Regions from separate parts of the Homo sapiens genome. Here region 1 is linked to region 2. Evidence: read pairs that join two places in POLR2A ChIA-PET (ENCODE). Cell type or tissue: CD4-positive, alpha-beta T cell. All regions are shown on one strand. Links, peaks and the distances in the headings refer to the core of each region. The heading gives the core; the rest is flanking DNA.

The links. ChIA-PET counts read pairs that join two places held together with the same protein. Peaks named below come from ENCODE experiments on the same cell type or tissue, not always from the same donor. Only the 100,000 strongest peaks of a DNase experiment are listed, where the experiment ranks them.
Region 1: POLR2A ChIA-PET joins it to region 2 with 5 read pairs; 1 of 35 experiments calls an interaction of 5 or more read pairs at or near these places.

The regions. Positions count from the first base shown.
Region 1 is chr9:7,144,826-7,149,825 of GRCh38, forward strand. The region is part of intron 19 of KDM4C (lysine demethylase 4C); the gene reads left to right. Among named protein-coding and RNA genes, the nearest start is that of KDM4C, 390 kb to the left of the region's middle. RefSeq lists enhancers at 2,874-3,375, 3,376-3,875. In CD4-positive, alpha-beta T cell, for the core only: no CTCF peak of the experiment used is centred there; no DNase peak of the experiment used is centred there; H3K27ac peaks cover 447 bases.
Region 2 is chr9:6,700,513-6,708,212 of GRCh38, forward strand. It overlaps LINC02851 (long intergenic non-protein coding RNA 2851), which reads left to right and starts at 3,795. Exons shown (of 3, transcript NR_184134.1): 1 at 3,795-3,831; 2 at 3,941-4,141; 3 at 7,030-7,268. RefSeq lists enhancers at 3,807-3,896, 3,947-4,076 and a silencer at 6,783-6,997. In CD4-positive, alpha-beta T cell, for the core only: no CTCF peak of the experiment used is centred there; a DNase peak (open chromatin) is centred at 3,779; H3K4me3 peaks cover 1,523 bases; H3K27ac peaks cover 1,362 bases.

The DNA.
Region 1 (5,000 bases), core at 1-5,000, 440 kb after region 2:
TGGAGTCAAAGGGAGCTAAGCTATTCTTAGGTCTCAGCCCAGGAGTGAGCAATCTTTGACGTATTTTTAGGCACCGTGATGTCTTTGCAGTTGTAGCTTTACCACAGAAGCTTTGTGAAAGCTTTTTCTACCACAGTGGCTGAGACCCACACACCTGTTGCCTTCATCCTTTCTATGCATTTTGCTTCACCCCTTTGCGCATCACCTGGCTGATTGAGTTAAACCAGCCTCCCTCTGGGCCCACCAGAGAATAAGGTGGTGCTGCATTAACAGGCCTCCTCCTCGGGTGTTGATCCTCAAAGGATGCTCCTCTCCTTTGACCAAAGAGGAAGCTGACATTATAGAGTTAAAGGTGCGTGGCCAGAGGGTGGCGGGGGAGAAAGCTAACTACGTGTCTGCGTTTGATTTTTTTCCTGCCATCCTTTTGCATATTCTCTATGCTTTGGTGAAGGAGGAGGATCACTAGAATGGGACTTGAAAATTTAGAAACCGTAGTCTCAGCCTTGCCCATACTTCTAATGAGAGTTGGACAGGCCATTGAATGGCTGGAAGTTCTGAGTCGCTGTGTCTCAGTTCAGGGGTGCTGCGTAGGTGAGACAGGCTGATGGGGGGCGCACTCCCCTCTCACCTCATCCCTTAACTGTTCATTCTTACCCCCACTCTGCTGTGCTCTATTTTTCCCCCAACTCCTCCAGAACTCCCACCCACAGCCAGACATCTCCTCTGCCATACCTCTGGTGAGGAGTTTTCAGATCCATTCTGGAACGCTGCAAATGACAGGAGCTCACTCTCAATTTTTGCTGCAATTGTTAGGAAGCAAGGGCTTCTTTCTGTGAAGTCTAACTGCTGCCTCTTCGGAACACCCAGGAGCCTTCCTAGTTCTCGATCTCTAGAGCAAAACTGAATAAACACACTCTCTTTCGCTTAAGTTTCTTAACATGTTTGTGGAGAGGTCTCAAGTCCCTGCTAAGTCTTCTCAAATCCAAACAATACAGTCCTCATTTCTCAGTCATGGGGCAGGAATGAAGGATTTAATAAACAGAAAGTGGTTCCTGAATGCTCTTCCTCCAGGACACTCTGAGGATGAAATTTTCTTGGACAGTGTCCCACTGAAGATGTTGCTCTCAGGTGTGGAAACACAGTGCCCCAAACACAATCTGGCTAGTGCAAGCATGACGGCTCTTTGTTCCTTTGATCTGGACATTGAACACTTACCAGTGCAGCCAGGAGGAAGGTTAAATGAATTATTTATGCAGCCATTAAAATCATGTTTTCAAAGGATATTTAATGATGCAATATAATAAATGGAAAAATCAGGCACAAAATTGTATGTACAGTAAGATCCCAATTATGTATAAAAATATAAATATGCAAGGGAAAAATCCTCAAAGGAAATACATCAAAATGTTACTGATTATCTTTGGAGAGTGTAATCATAGGTGATTATGATTTTCAACTTTATCACCTTCTTATAGTTTCCATATGAACGTGTTTTATTTTTATAATCAGAAAAAGTTTTTTTAAAAAAGATCTTAACCCTTCTGAGAACTACTTATATCCTTACTCTTTTCCCCTAATTTTCCTTATCTAGATCTTTACAGATTGCTTTGTCAAAATTTCATTTTTGATCTCTAGCTCTTGTGGCATCTTGAAGCTCTCTGGAATATAGGAACCATATAGTTGCCAATAATCTGTCAAATGCTTCTGCTTTACACTGTTATTCCTTATGTAGGAGTTCTTATACTTAATTTTTTTTAAGTCAATGCCTGCATTTTCCAATGAAGCAGTTTCTATGAAGTAAAAAACTATATCTGTTTAACTCACTACTCATTCCTTTGTTCCCTAAAACACGAGATGCTTGAAAATTCCCAGGTAAGTGAGTGACAGCCCCACCCATCTACTTATTAGCCCTGTGGCCTCAGGCGAGTCACTCTTCTCTACCAGTGCTGGAGGATGTTGACGCTTGCCTGCCTACCCTACCAGGCTGTTTCAGATTCCAATGAGGATAACAAACACGATTGTCCTCTGTAGTTCTGTGTTCTGTTGTAGCCTCCTTTCTCTCGTAGTCAGGGTTCTTGGCTTCTCAGTGTTTCCTTCACTATTTTTAATCCCAAAGGTGGCCTCCCAAGGGTTTTGTCTCCTCCCTATCCTCTAGGTATATTCCTGTTGATGGGAATTAAATCTAGATGTGATTCACTCAATATTCACTAGCTGCCAGGAATTGGGTTTTGCTTTTCTGTTCTCTTCTCTCATTCTCCCTGCAAGATTGCATTAATATCGCCATTTGATTAATGAGAAAACCAGGACATAAGGTTTATTAATGAGAAAACCAGGACATAAGGTGGTTGAGTAGCTTATGCACAGTAATGGGTTTTCTTTGACTGTGAGTGGCCTGACCCCAGATCTTGGAAGCAGTACATGCATCACTTCAGTGTGAAGCGTCCTGGGTAGGTCAAGCTGTGCTCCCAGAAGTAGAACAAACATTGCAGAGCAGAGCCAGAGCCTTGGAAAGCCGGACATATAAACACAGGGCAGCCTTCTCTCCCCTGCGTGCCTATCCTTAGCTTTCCTTTCATCTTTCTTTTTTTAGCTTTTGGAACTGACATGTATTTTTAGAAACCACTACAGAGAAATTCACCCCAAGCCTGTCTTTCTCCATTTTGCAACATAAATTTTTATTGACATAGTAAAATATTTTATTCCCCTCATACATTTTAGTCCCTGCCAACAACAATAAAAAAGGGGAGAAAATCTTTCCTATATAGATGGAGCTTTTTTCCCCGTGTTTGGGGGTGAGAAGTTAAAGTCCTGGGGTGTTCTACAGGAGGACACAGTGAGCCCTGGGGCAGTCATCAGGGCCGATGTTGGCTCTCTTACCCAGGTAGGAAGAGCTACATGTGTGGCAGGCAGACCCAGGGTGCTCCTTGCTCTGCTAATTAGCTGTGCAACCAGGCAAGGGAGTTGACACCAGTTACCTTATCTGTAAATTGGAGATAGTAATGTCACAGGAGCCTTAGGGTGTTGCTTTGCCAGCTGGAAACCTCTGTGGCTGGTGGCGCCTCTGCTTGAGTTTTGCTCATGCCCGCTAGGCTCGTTCCGTCCACTCAGCCCAGCAGGCTGTGCTCGGCTCATGCTACTGGCCCGGATCCCGTGCCTGCCAAGGGCAAGCCAGGCTTGGAGCGGCGAGGTTGTGTGTGAGCACAGGGCCAGGCCACTGCACACAGCAAGGCATGCCAGCTGTTGTGGTGGGGTGGGCAGCTCCAGGTGCCGGCTCCATGTGAGGCTGTGGCTGGACCAGATATACGACAAGCAGCTTCTGCTGTGGATATCAGCATCCGGACAAGGGGAACATGGTGGCGCCCAAAAGCTTGGAGACGCCAGGAAGTGCAGAGCCCCAGAGAGGATGTTACAGTGTGTTACAGCCCTGGCTTGGGGAACCTGAAGGTCTGGGCTCCCAGAAGAGCTGCAGCTTTTCTCTCCTCCTTGCCCACAGTGCGGTGAGCCGGGGGGCCATGTTTCAGCCCATTTGTGTTACAGCTCTTTCAGTACCACCACCCCACTTCAGCTTGCAGCTCATGGGCTGGCCTGGCCCCACAGCTCTTTCCCGTTGTGTGGGGCAGCTGCCCAGTAGCAGTGGAGAACAGGAGGGCTGTAGTGTTACGGCAGCTCTGGCTCAGGGAATTCCAAGGTCTGGGCACCCAGAAGGGTTGGCACTCTTCACTGCCACTGTCTGGGAGTGTATCACTGCCTACAGCTTGGTGAGGCAGCCAGGAACGTGTTACAACCCATTTCACTCCCACCATTTGGCAGGTCCCAAGTTCTTGTCCTGCGTCCAGGAAGAATGAGATTATGTGGACAATTGGAGGGTGAGCAAGACAGAGAAAGGCTTTATTGGATGACCGAACACCTCTTAGTGGAGAGGAGACCTGAAGTGGGTAGCTCCTATCCACAGGCAGGTAGTCCCAAGGAGTGTCTGAGTCCAGCTGAGTCTGGGGTTTTTATGGGGTCAGAATGGAGGAAGTGCTTGCTGATTGGTCCATGGATGGGCCTGGAAAAAGCACCACTTGATTGGCTAAAACTTCATCAAGGAAGTTCTCACTCCCTGTTGCAGACTTCACCCGGAATTGGCAGCCCAGCCCCAGGCTTCAGGCCATCCCTGGCTTGAAGGTGGGGTTTCACCAGGGATCCCTCCCATCCCTCCTAATAACCTGTCTGCCTTTTGCCGTCATCAACTGCCACTTATGGCACCCAGGTTTTCTGCACCAAGGGGCACTTGCATGCCCATGCCGAGCCGCCCTCAGGCCCCTTGGCCTCACTCCCGTGCTCCTCAGCACCCAAAATGTCAGCCTCAGAACTAGTTTCTGGAGGTGCTGAGACAGTCTGGGGTCTGGTGTGTTAGTGCCATCCTGAGCATGCACACGCCCGGCTGGGTCGCTACAGTGCCTGGGCTCAGCTATCAAGACACGATGGCAACTTTGTTCCACTGCAGAGTGCATACCAGGAGCGGGGAGAAGCCAGGGAGTGGAAGCAGGCACTTCCGAGCCTGCCGGGGCAGGGGCCTTCCTGGGACCCTGAGAGCACAGGGATGCCCGGGTCCAGAGCCACGGCTGGGCAGCTGCAGCTGCACCTGGGAGCATGGGCTCCCGCCCTGCCAGCTCAGTAGGGCACGGGGCTCCCACTGGGATCACCTGTTCCCAGCCCCCATGTGCAGCCTTGGCCATGCCTCCCTCGCTGCAGCTGGCATCCTCACAGTGGCTGCTTCAGACAGGCCGCCGCCACCAGTAGTAATGAATACTGGAATTTGTGTTGGGATTATTGAAACGTAATGCATAAAGCAGTTAGTGTGGTGCCCAGCACATAGTAAACAAATGCAGGTAGTGTTTGTGGCTGTGGTGGCAGTGGTGATTATGGTCGATGGTGGCAGCCAGTAATTTTTGGTCAGCTCATTGGTCAGAGAGTCCCTAAGCACAAGATTTCTAGAAACATTTTTTCACCCTACA
Region 2 (7,700 bases), core at 1,079-6,078:
TGATCTCAGGTGATCCACCTGCCTCGGCCTCCCAAAGTGCTAGGATTACAGGCATGAGCAGCCATGCGCGGCCAAGATGTCCTATTTGAGAGGATAATGATAGCTGAGCAAAGGCCAAAGGAAATGAGGACATTAGCCCAAAAAATATGTGGGAAAGAATATTCCAGGCAGAGGGGGTAGCTAAAACAGGCCCTAAGAGAGAAGCATGGGGATCTTGTAGGATAACAAGGCCAGTGTGGTTTGAGGGAATGAATGGAAGGGGAGGGTCAGGCTGAGCTTAGAGAGGGTGCTCGGTATCCCATATGTGGCCCTCCAGACCACCCTTTACCTTCTTCCATCCTGCTGTGAGCCCAGGAGGGTGCCCTCTAGGGACTACACCCTTGCCATCTGGCTTTCTGTTGGATCTCCTAACAGGGCACCTACAAAAGAGAGCGAGTGAGGAGAGTCGGATCTGGGTATTCATCGCTCTTGCTCTCTCTAAGCAAGATGCTCACTGGCTGGCTGCATCCCACTGAAGGGTTCAACTCCTGACAGGTGGCTATCGCCTCAGTCCTCTCTGTTTTGGGGATCTGGTACCACTCAGTTCCTTGCCCCTTCCAGCGTAGGGATGCTATAAAGGCCCCGCTGTTACTAGACCCAAGGTTGTTGAACAATCATTCCTTTTCCTCTACTCACACCTTTTAAAATAACCCCTTTTAAAAATTCTCCTTAAACTATCCTAATTTGAACATGCCAGCTGTTTCCTGCTAGAACCATGACTAACAGAATTCAGGTCATTTCAGGCCTTGAAGGCTATTCTAAGGATTTTGGCTTTTACTCTGAATGAAACCAGAAGCCATGATAGTGTTTTCCGCAGAAGAGTGATGTGATCTGACTTAGCTTTTAAAACAGTCACTCCGGCTGCTGCATTGACACTGGGAGGCTGGGGCAGGGAGGGGAGTAGGATAGAGGCAGAGACAGCTGTTAGGGGGCTCCTGCAATGACAATACAGCTAACTAAGGTGTTCACTGTGGAGGTGGTTGAGAAAAGGTCAGATTTGGGACATGTTTTGAAGGTAGAGTCAACATGACGTCCTGATGACTGGAGGAATGGAAGAAAGCAGGCTTTGGCATAAACAACTAAAAGGATGGAATTGCTGCCATTTATAATGGGAAAGGCCATGGTGGAGTAGGTGTAGAGAGGAAGATCATGAGTTCAGTATTGACACATCAATTTTCAGATGTTTATTGGACATCTGTGTAGAGATGTCAAGAAGGCAGTTGGGGCCAGGCGTGGTGGCTCACGCCTATAATCCCAGCACTTTGGGAGGCCGAGGCGGGCGGATCACGAGGTCAGGAGATCGAGACCATCCTGGCTAACACGGTGAAACCCCGTCTCTACTAAAAATACAAAAAATTAGCCAGGCATGGTGGCAGGTGCCTGTAGTCCCAGCAACTCAGGAGGCTGAGGCAGGAGAATGGCATGAACCCAGGACGTGGAGGTTGCAGTGAGCCGAGATCATGCCACTGCACTCCAGCCTGGGCGACAGAGCGAGACTCCGTCTCAAAAAAAAAAAAAGAAAAGAAAAGAAAAAAAAGAGGGCAGTTGGATGTAAAAGTATGGCATTTGAGAAATGTATAACCAGAGATGAATGGCAGATAAAATTTAAACCCATGAGACATGGTAAGATCACCAAGAAAGTGAGGGTTAGATACAGAAGAGGACCATGAATTACACTTGGGGACACTCCAAATTAAAAGGTGGTGAGAAGAGAGAATTAGCAAAAACCACTGAGAATCAGGAGCAGAAACAGAAGTAGGGGAAAACCAAGAAAATGGGTGTCCTAGAAGTCAAATTTAAAAATCATGCTATACCAAGGCGTGATGGCCTGTGCCTGTAGTCCCATCTACTCAGGAGGGTGAGGTGAGAGGTGGAGGCTGCAGTGAGCCAAGATCAGGTCACTGCACTCCAGCCTGGGTAACAGAGTGAGACCCCATCTAAATTTAAAAAAAAGAAAAAAGGCCAGGCCCGGTGGCTCACGCCTGTAATCCCAGTACTTTGGGAGGCCGAGGTGGGCAGATCACGAGGTCAGGAGATCAAGACCATCCTGGCTAACACGGTGAAACCCCGTCTCTACTAAAAATACAAAAAAATTAGCCAGGCGTAGTGGTGGGCGCCTGTAGTCCCAGCTACTCGGGAGGCTGAGGCAGGAGAATGGCGTGAACCCGGGAGGTGGAGCGGTGGAGCTTGCAGCCACTGCACTCCAGCCTGGGCGACAGAGCGACAGTCTCAAAAAAAAAAAAAAAAAAAAAAAAAAAAAAGCATGTCAGGGAGAAGACAGTGATCTTATTTTGAACCAATGGAGGGAAAAACTGGGTGAAATGTCTTTGAGATAGCATGGGATATGAGTCATTGAGTCTTTGGTGATTATAGATAATTCAGTCACCATTATGTTTATGACTTGTTGCTCTTATCATAATCTCTCATCACCTTGTCTCCTAAGTAGACTTGGAAGCTCGATATTGTACACCTTATTAGGAAAATACTCAATTGTCTTCTAGTATAGGGAAAATTCGTCTTGTGTGTGGAGTAAACAACATTTTTGCCTTTACCACCATGAATATCATGTTCCCTTCATCCTCACTGTGTCCCTCAAAACCAAGAAAACATCTGGGAGTAGAGCTCGTAGAATGTTTCAAATAAGCTGAAATTAAGAGTTTTGTAGCATTGAAATGGAGTCTTTACATCAAAGTATAACTTGAAAGAAGAAACTTAGCAATTACCCTGCCCAAATCCATTGATCGTGTAATCTTTCTTAGCTGAGAACGTTACGGAACAAAGGCCCGCAAGGGCCTGGCAGTTGAGACACTTCAGGGCAGTTAAGAAAATTCATTTCACCTTTGCAGAATGTTCGGTACGTTTGGCCATCTGCCTCTGACAGCACAAAAGCCCTAAATTTAATACCCTGAAGAGCTAACGTTAAAGTGCAAAAACGAAGGTTGCAACAGCCCGACTTCGATACACTGAAAAGAACCAGGATACACCTGCACTTCTAATTTTTTCAATTTCAGCCCAAAGCCGGCCTGGTTCAAGCATTCCTCAGAAATTTCCAGCGCACGTTCCCCATCTGAAGGCTCACACCTGCGGGAGTAGAACACACTCCACACCGGTGCCGCCAACACACGGAATCTGCGCTCCCGGAAGCTTACAACATGGTCATTGTTGAAGTGCTCCCCTTGAATTGGTCGGGCGTGGTGGCGCGCTCGTGTGGTCCCAGCTACTCGGGAGGCTGGGGTAGGAGCATCGCTTGAACCCAGGAGGAGGGTGTTGCAGTGAGACGAGATCGCGCCACTGCACTCCAGCCTGGGCGACAGAGCGAAACTCCATCTCAAAAAAAAAAAAAAATCCTTAGGGACCGCCCAGAGGCTGGTGACACCTGCACTGGTACCTCCATGGCCGCGCCTCTGAGGTCACCGCTCCAGAAGGTCCCAGGCCGGCGTGGAAACCTATTACTAAGTGGGGCGGGTGGACACCAGCAGGTCCCGCCCTAAAGGAGTCCCGCGGCCGCTTGGGCCTCAGTTCCTCTTTCCTGCCCAAGTATCTCCCCAGCTCTGACGAAACAGGCAACTTCCAGACTGTGGCGTTAGCTCAGCGACTGCACTGAGCCGCCGGGAAGATCCTGGTCCCGTCAGCCAGCTGACCCACATGCGTTGCGGAGGCGCTGACCACCCCGCTTCGCTGGCTGGTGGGGGGTCACGTGAGGACCTCGGGGTCACGTGAGGTCCTCGGGCGCCGCAGGGAGGGCGGCATCCAAGTCTTTCCGCGCGTGCGCGAGCGTCCGCTGTCACTCAGGTAGAACAGTCTCAAATCGCACCGTTAGTACCGGCCCCCTTTGCCTTTCTACCTTGCCCCTCCGAGTCCCGACCCAAGATCCCAAGTAATCGTCTTCCCCCTGCACCAGGGCCGGGACCAGGCAGCCAAGAAACGCGGAGACAGACTACTGGGACTGCGACGTCTCCTCTCCTGTTCGCTGCGATATGCCGGCGTCGTGTTGAGCGGGCTGCGGACACAGACAGCCTGCCCGGCCCCACTGAGTGTTTGATCCCCATCCTCGCAGCTCTCTAGAGGACCAGAGTTGGCGGTGCAGCCCAGCGGAGCTTCGGTGGGTGCGGATGTCACTAGATGACAGACCCAGCCCTGTCCCTCAGCCCTCAGGGCCCTTTTCCCAAAGCCTACAGCCGCAGAAAGTTCTCTTAGGATATCCCCAGACCCTGCAGCCAGCTTTTCCATTTTTCCTTCCTGGGGCCAGTACTTTCTACAGCGTCTACAGCCAAAGTATCTTATCCCAGGAGGGCCTTTATAACCATCTGCGCCTTTGGGACTTTTCCCCACTTGTTGAAATCCATGGTCTTGGCCTTTCTAGTAGCCTGTCTCTCACGCTTAAGATAGTACATGCCTCCCATCTGTAAAAATGGATCATCCGCCGGGCGCAGTGGCTCACGCCTGTAATCCCAGCACGTTGGGAGGCCAAGGTGGGCGGATCACTATGTCAGGAGTTCAAGACCAGCCTGGCTAACATGGTGAAACTCCGTCCCTACTAAAAATACATATAAAAATTAGCCGGGCGTGGTGGCGGGCGCCTGTAGTCCTAGCTACTCAAGAGGCTGAGGCATGAGAATCGCTTGAACCTGGGAAGCGGAGGTTGCAATGAGCCGAGATCGAGCCACTGCACTCCAGCCTAGGTGATGGCCAGACTCTGTCTCAAAAAAAAAAAAAAAAAAAAAAGACTGTATACATTAAACTGATCCCACCTTTTTAGGCCTTTAGGACTCCACCTTAGGTTATCCTTTCCTCATGGCCCTTGATTATTAACCCATCCTAGGGCCATCTTCTCCTTTTCAGGGTGGAGGTTTGTTTGGCATGCTTTCCTCAGGCTGCTTTGTAGAAACGCATGATTCAAAACTAGGTACAGGCCAGCGCGGTGGCTCACACCTGTAATCCCAGCCCTTTGGGAGGCCGAGGGAGGCAGATTGCTTGAGGTCAGGAGTTCGAGACTAGTCTGGCCAACATGATGAAACCCCATCTCTACTAAAAATATAAAAATTAGCCGTGTGTGGTGGTGCACGCCTGTAATCCCAGCTACCTGAGTGGCTGAGGCAGGAGAATCGCTTGAACCCAGGAGATGGAGGTTGGAGTGAGCTGAGATGCCACCACTGCACTCTAGCCTGGGTGACACAGCGAGATTTTGTCTCAAACCAGACAAACAACAAAAAAACAACATCAGCTATAAATTTTCCTTTGGTGTATAGGTTAAGCACTTTTACCAAACAATGTTTTTCTTTGAACTGCCCTGGCATTATGCAATTCTGAACTCTTTGAAGGCTCCTGCTTAGACTTCAGCTGCCACCATGAGGAAGCCCAAGAAGCCTGTAAACCCTGAATATCTGAGTTAGGCCTCAGTCAGTTTAGGAAGTTTATTTTGCCAAAGGTAAGGATGCACACCCATAACACAGCCTCAGGAGGTCCTGACTACATGTGCCCAAGGTGGTCCCAGTACAACTTACTTTTATACATTTTAGGGAGACATCAATCAATATATGTAAGATGAACATTGGTTTTTTCCAGAAAGGCGTGACAATTTGACGCAAAGGCAGACTCGAGGCAAAGGCAGAACAACTCAAAGAGGGGAGTGGGTTTCCAGGTCATAGGTAGATAAGAGGCAAACGGTTGCATTCTTTTGAGTTTGATTAGCCTTTTCAAAGGAAGCAGTCAGATGTGTATCTCAGCGAGCTGAGGAATGACTTTGAATACAGTGGGAGGCAGGTTTGCCCTAAGCAGTTCCTAGCTTCAGTCTTCTCTTTAGCTTAGTGATTTTTGGGGCCCCAAGTTTTATTTTCCCTTCGCAAGCCCATATGGAGAACTGAGGCCCCTGCCTGAGAGTCCTAGCTGAGCTTACAGAACAACTTTCAGCCTTGGGAGTGAGGCCATTTGGACCTTCTTTGTTCTATACTTCAGAGAATGGAGTTATTTTTGAGATGTAGTCCATGAGTGTGGTTTGAGAAAAACAGCTACTAGCTGGTATGTTGCAGTTGGGTGGGAATGAATGGCAAGCCAGAACTGACAGAAAGGGAAGAATAGCCATGGTATCTCTGTGAAGTGGACATTCCAGAGAGAGAAGTGGGTATTCCAAAAGTGAGTGGGTTTGTGAGGAGCAACGAAGACATCCATCATGATGAAACAACAATAAGACCAAGTTTTGAGCTGGGGTGGAGAACAATTCTCTGGGTGGCCTCAGACCCCAACCCAGTTCTTCTTTTCATGCTTGTGGTTTAATTATTATTACTATTTTTTTTTCAGACAGAGTCTCACTCTGTTGCCCAGGCTGGAATGCAGTAGCACAATGTCGGCTCACTGCAAACTCTGCCTCCTGGGTTCAAGTGATTTTCCTGCCTCAGCCTCCCGAGTAGCTGGGACTACAGATGCATACCAACATACATGGCTAGTTTTTGTATTTTTAGTAGGGACAGGGTTTCACCATGTTAGCCAGGCTGATCTCCAACTCCTGACCTAAAGTGATCCAACTCAGCCTCCCAAAGTGCTGGGATTACAGGCACGAACCATTGCGCCTGGCCGTGGTTTTCAAGAATAACTGAAGAGCCAGGCGCGGTGGCTCACACCTTGTAATCCCAGCACTTTGGGAGGCTGAGGCGGGCGTTATCACCTGAGGTTGGGAGTTTGAGAACAGCCTGACCAACATGGAGAAACCCTGTCTCAACTAAAAAAAAAATACAAAATTAACCGGGCGTGGTGGTACATGCCTGTAATCCCAGCTACTTGGGAGGCTGAGGCAGAAGAATTGTTTGAATCTGGGAGGCAGAGGTTGCCGTGAGCCAAGATCGTGCCATTGTACTCCAGCCTGGGCAACAAGAGCGAAACTCCACCTCAAAAAAAAAAAAAAAGAATAACTATAGAATATGCTTGGAATGCAGTATCCTGAGATAGGGGAGGAACTGGCTGGAACAGCCTGGACTTTGTTTCTTTTTCCCCTAGAAGCGACATGTCCTCCAACATTTTAGCCCAGCAAGTCTTGTGGCCCCTGAGGATATAACCCAGAGAGGGCTGCTTTCTGGGATTTCTCGGCTGTGGTTCAAGTGGAGTACACACAGTTGAGACCCTGTCTGCCCTGGGCAGCTTTCTTGACCCTTGGGGGACCAGCTCACAATAAATCCTAGGCTTCTGTTGCTCCTTGCTGCCTATCCATAAGCAATAAACCTGCTTCAGCTCATTCACTCATGGGTAATTTTTGTATAGCTATTATAAAAGGGGTAATATGTAATGCTAAATACTCCAGTAACAATCATGGGGTTCCATTAAGTATAAATTGTGTGCATGGGTGTTGTATATCACTGGACTCAAGTTGATAACCAGTGTACAGTGAAACTGATTAACACTGAGTAGTACCTGGAAGGAATAAAGAATAGGTAGCGGCCGGGCACAGTGGCTCATGCCTGGAATCCCAGCACATTGGGAGGGATCACCTGAGGTCAGGAGTTCAAGACCAACCTGGCCAACATGGTGAAACCCCGTCTCTACTAAAAATTAGCCAGGCGTGGTGGCACACACCTGTATTCCCAGCAACTCGGGAGGCTGAGGCAGAAGAATCGCTTGAACCCAGGAGGCAGAGGTTGCAGTGAGCCGAGATCATACCACTGCACTCCAGC